Linked DNA regions of Homo sapiens: region 2 is linked to region 1. A link is an interaction called in ENCODE POLR2A ChIA-PET data of the cell type or tissue named here. Cell type or tissue: PC-9. All regions are shown on one strand.

Evidence for each region. ChIA-PET counts read pairs that join two places held together with the same protein. Peaks named below come from ENCODE experiments on the same cell type or tissue, not always from the same donor. Only the 100,000 strongest peaks of a DNase experiment are listed, where the experiment ranks them.
Region 2: POLR2A ChIA-PET joins it to region 1 with 5 read pairs; 4 of 35 experiments call an interaction of 5 or more read pairs at or near these places.

Annotation. Positions count from the first base shown.
Region 1 is chr19:45,414,922-45,417,421 of GRCh38, reverse strand. ERCC1 (ERCC excision repair 1, endonuclease non-catalytic subunit) reads left to right here. Exons shown (of 10, transcript NM_001983.4): 6 at 525-601; 7 at 2,462-2,500. Among named protein-coding and RNA genes, the nearest start is that of ERCC1, 7.7 kb to the left of the region's middle. In PC-9, no CTCF peak of the experiment used is centred here; a DNase peak (open chromatin) is centred at 1,131; H3K27ac peaks cover 1,327 bases.
Region 2 is chr19:45,171,954-45,174,453 of GRCh38, reverse strand. The region is part of intron 1 of TRAPPC6A (trafficking protein particle complex subunit 6A); the gene reads left to right. Among named protein-coding and RNA genes, the nearest start is that of TRAPPC6A, 5.0 kb to the left of the region's middle. In PC-9, no CTCF peak of the experiment used is centred here; no DNase peak of the experiment used is centred here.

The DNA of each region.
Region 1 (2,500 bases):
GGGTCTCAGCTCTAATGTCCCCTCCTCCAAGAAGCCCTCCCTGATCCCCCAGGCAGGCTCAGTCCCTCCTCTGGCTCCCACATCGCAGCCCTGGCCACTCCAGATCATCAGTGTCTGGGGACAGGTCTGTCCTGCTCATCAGACTGTGAGCCCTGGGAGGGCAGAGTCAGGGCTGTCTCAGCCACTGCTGGGTCCTAGCACTGCTTAGCACGGGCCAGGCACCCAGTAGGAGCTTAGAGAGTGACAATTGGGTGAGAGGCTCTTGGCATCCTGAGCTACTGTGTTTTCAGGCTTTAATTCTTTTTTTGTTCTTCTTTTTTTTTTTGAGACAGAGTCTCACCCTGTCGCCCAGGTTGGAGTGCAGTGGCGCGATCTTGGCTCACTGCAACGTCTGCCTCCCGGGTTCAAGCAGTTCCCCCACCTCAGCTTCCCTAGTAGCTGGGATTACAGGCACCTGCCACCACGCCTGGCTAATTTTTGTAATTCCTGGCTTCTAGGTTTCTAATTCTGATTTTCTCCTCCAGAAAGATCCCCAGCAGGCCCTCAAGGAGCTGGCTAAGATGTGTATCCTGGCCGACTGCACATTGATCCTCGCCTGGAGGTGAGATGAGGGCTTCCCTGCCTCATTCAGGCTCCACCTGGGATTGGTCCCTGCTCCCCCATCCCACCCTGCCCAGCCCTTCCCTTCTCCTTCCTGTGTGGGCCTGGTGCAGGCACTGCCTCTCTCTGGCCTTCAGTTTCCTCATCTGTAAAACAAGGTCTTAATTTTTTTTTTTTTTTTTTTGATACAGAGCCTCACTCTGTCCCCTAGGCTGAAGTGCAGTGGCACGATCTCGGCTCTGCCTTGGGGGTTCAAGCAATTCTGCCTCAGCCTCCCAAGTAGCTGGGATTACAGGTGTGCACCACCACGCCCAGCTAATTTTTTTGTATTTTTAGTAGGGACGGGTTTTGCCATGTTGGCCAGGCTGGTCTTGAAATCCTGACCTCAGGTGATCCTCCCGCCTTACCCTCCCAAAGTGCTGGGATTACAGGCGTGAGCCACTGTGCCCGGTTGGAAGCTGAACATTTCATGAGGTTGGCTTCTTGCTGCAGCGGGAAAATAAGCAGTGTTTCTGGTTTTCCTCCTGTCAAACCCAGTACAAACACTTTGTGTGCTGACTTCCCTTCCAAAATAGCTAACATTTCTTCAGCAGTGCCAGGCGTGGCTTTTGGCACTTACAGAGCATTCCAGAGTATTCTCTGATCTTCAAAGTCATACCATCCTCCCCACTTTATTATTATTTTTTTGAGACAGGGTCTTGCTCTTTTGCTGAGGCTGGAGTGCAGTGGTGCTATCACAGGTTACTGAAGCCTCAACTTGACAGGCTCAGGCAGTCCTCCTGCCTCAGCCTCCCGAGCAGCTGAGACTAAAGGCACGCGCCACCACACCTGGCTAATTTTTAATTTTTTGTGGAGACAACACCTTGCTATGTTGTCCCGGCTGGTCTTGAACTCCTGAGCTCAAGTGATCCTCCTGCCTCAGCCTCCCAAAGTGCTGGGATTACAAGCATGAGCCACTATGCCTGACCACCCCACTTTACAGTGAGGAAACAGGCCCAGAGAGCAAACCACTGGCCCAGGGTTACCCAGGGAGAAGTGGGGTTGGGCTCCCAAGAGCTGGCCTGTAGCCAGAAAAGATATCAAGATGCGCCCAGCAGTGGTTACTACCAGGTTGTATTTGGCGGGGGATGGGCTGGAATTTTGATTTTTAGCAACCACAATTGTTTTTTTTTTTTTTTTTTTTTTTGAGACGGAGTCTGGCTCTGTCGCCCAGGCTGGAGTGCAGTGGCGTGATCTCGGCTCATTGCAAACTCCACCTCCCGGGTTCACGCCATTCTCATGCCTCAGCCTCCTGAAAAGCTGGGACTACAGGCGCCCGCTACCACGCCCGGCTAATTTTTTGTATTTTTAGTAGAGATGGGGTTTCACCATGTTAGTCGGGATGGTCTCGATCTCCTGACCTGGTGATCTGCTCACCTCAGCCTCCCAAAGTGCTGGGATTATAGGCGTGAGCCACCACACCCGGCCTTTTTTTTTTTTTTTTTCTGAAATGGAGTTTCACTCTTGTTGCCCAAGCGGGAGTGCAATGGCGTGATCTTGGCTCACTGCAACCTCCGCCTCCCGGGTTCAGGCGATTCTCCTGCCTCAGCCTCCTGAGTAGCTGGGACTACAGGCACGCGCCACCAAGCCCAGCTACTTTTTTGTATTTTTAGTAGAAACGAGGTTTCACCATGTTGGCCAGGCTGGTCTCGAACTCCTGACCTCAGATGATCTGCCTGCCTCATCATCCCAAAGTGCTGGGATTACAGGCGTGAGCCACCGCGCCCGGCCTAGTATTGGCAATTCTTATGACTGACCATAATGAAGCAAATCTATAATCTGATACCTCACCTCCCGGCTGCCCTGTATCCTGTTATCCCAGCCCCGAGGAAGCTGGGCGGTACCTGGAGACCTACAAGGC
Region 2 (2,500 bases), 240 kb after region 1:
GGGTGTGTATTGATGACCACTGGATGTCCTGGCTCGTAGTGGGTCCTCAGTGTGGACGTGTTGAGGAGGTGAATGCAGAGCCTGTGCCGTGGCAGGTGGGGATGGGTGGGGACTGGGATTCATTTGGCTTATGAGCAGTGCTAGCTCTTCCCTCCCTCCCCTCATATGAGTGCTTCCTGTGTGCACTCATGGCTTCTCACTCTTGATTTCATTTGATCTTCTGATGACCCAGAGAGGTTGGCATGGTCCTCCCCGATTTACAGATGAGGCGGCGGAGGCTTTGATGGACGGAGTTCCTTGCTCTCAAGTGGCAGAGTCAGGAGCGCGACCAGGCCTCCCACTTCCAAAGCCTGTGCTGTAAACTCTCACTTGCATTTCCCAGCATTTGCCCTGGGAAGGATTTTAATGGGTTTCTGTGGTCAAGCGAGTGTGGGAAACTGGCTTACTCAGCTCTGCTCACCACCAGCCTTTCAGAGCACACGAATGTGCCTGGGACCTTGGGCAGGGGTTCCCTACCCAGCTGCCACTACATTCCGATGCTGGAGTCCCACACCAGAGACTCTGACGAACCCGGTTGGGGTGAGGCCTGAGTGTCAGGCCTCAGAAAGCTCCCAGGTGGCTCTCGCTGCAGCTAGGGGTGAGAACTGCATCGTTTCCCCTCACTCCTTCCTCCTGGGGAGCCCCGTTTTTCAGGGGGCCTGTCATGAGAAACGGCTTCCTCAGTCCTTTCTCTTTATTGGCCCCACCTCCTCTCTCCATTCCTTCTCTTTGGCCCAAAAGGGTTCCTCTGAACCAGACAGGCCTCCCGTTTCCTGAGGGCGTCTGTGCAGTACTTGCACAGTGTTGACTGCATTTAGTCCTCAGGACAGCCCTCCCGATTCACAGAGGAGGGACCCTGTGCTTGGTAGAGGAAGGGATTTCGAGGTGGTTCAGCAAGACTCAAAGGCAAAATTAGAACTCAGGCTTCTGGCCCCAGGGCTTCTGGGTAGCGCAGGCCGCCTTTCCCACCAGCTTCAGAGCTCCTTGAGGACAGGGATGGTGGCTCCTTCATCTCTGTCCCCACAGCACAGGTGCCCAGGAGCCACAGCCAGTGTGTAGGGCTTTTGTGACCTCCTATCCTGCCTGGTACGGTGGTTATTTGTGGCCATTCTCCTGGGCTGTCACAGGTTGTGAACTGGAGGACCGGCCAGAGGGGCCAGGAAGGCCTTTGTTCTCTAAGGAGGAGAAGCCCTTGGAGGAAGCAGCCGTGGCTTTTCTACCTCAGAGGCTTTGAAGACAAGGGAAGCCTTTGGGCAAAGAGAGGATTCCCCTGAGTGCATGTAGTAAAGAGCTAAGGCGCTGTCACCCATTGTCTGAGACCAGGCCCGAGGCGCCCCGAGAATAGCCCTGCTGCGCCAGGCCTCCATCCACCACACCCCGAGAGTGCACTTGGGCAGCCCCTTATCTGAGGAGGGTGTGGGGCGGGCGGAGCGGCTGTCAGATAGGTCCCTGCCCGGAACACCGTCCTGAGCATCTGTGGCTGGGAGCTCCAGCGAGGCCCTCCTGGGAACTGGGGCTCCATCCCGAAGGCAGTGGGAGCCATAGCCGGGTTTAAACTGAGGTGCGCCTGGCTCAGATTTACATTCTAGAAATGTCTCCCTGGCCACAGGAATGGACTGGATGGAGATTGGCCTGGGAAGGGCCCCGCTGTTGCAGGAGCTTAAGGCAGAGGCTGTGGTGGGCTCAACCTTCCGGGCTGGGCCAGGGGACAGGATGGGGAGTTCTGAGTGGGCAGAGGCAGGATCTGGACTTGCTCAGGATGCCTTGCTGGACCAGGGAGGAGAGTTGAGGGCAACAGCAGGGAAGTCCTGCAGGCTTCTCGCACCCACCCCTCACTCACCCATCTGTGTGCCAGCACTTCTGTCTGTGTGCTTTTCTTAACCAGGGCTGCTCCTTCCCTGGGTTCCCCACCACACCCCTGGGCCTGGCACAGAGTGGCTCAGCAGGTGGGCGTTGAACAGGGTCAGCCTCTGCCCAGGAGCTAGCAGGTGCCTAGAGAACAATCGAGGGGTAGGGCAGACACAAGAGACAGGAAGGGGTGGAGCACATGGCCCCCACCCGCCTCCCTCCCAGTTCAGGGCAGAATGTTCTCTTAAAGGCAAAATTAGAACTCAGGCTTCTGGCCCCAGGGCTTCTGGGTAGCACAGGCCGCCTTTCCCACCAGCTTCAGAGCTCCTTGAGGACAGGGATGGTGGCTCCTTCATCTCTGTCCCCACAGCACAGGTGCCCAGGAGCCACAGCCAGTGTGTAGGGCTTTTGTGACCTCCTATCCTGCCTGGTACGGTGGTTATTTGTGGCCATTCTCCTGGGCTGTCACAGGTTGTGAACTGGAGGACCGGCCAGAGGGGCCAGGAAGGCCTTTGTTCTCTAAGGAGGAGAAGCCCTTGGAGGAAGCAGCCGTGGCTTTTCTACCTCAGAGGCTTTGAAGACAAGGGAAGCCTTTGGGCAAAGAGAGGATTCC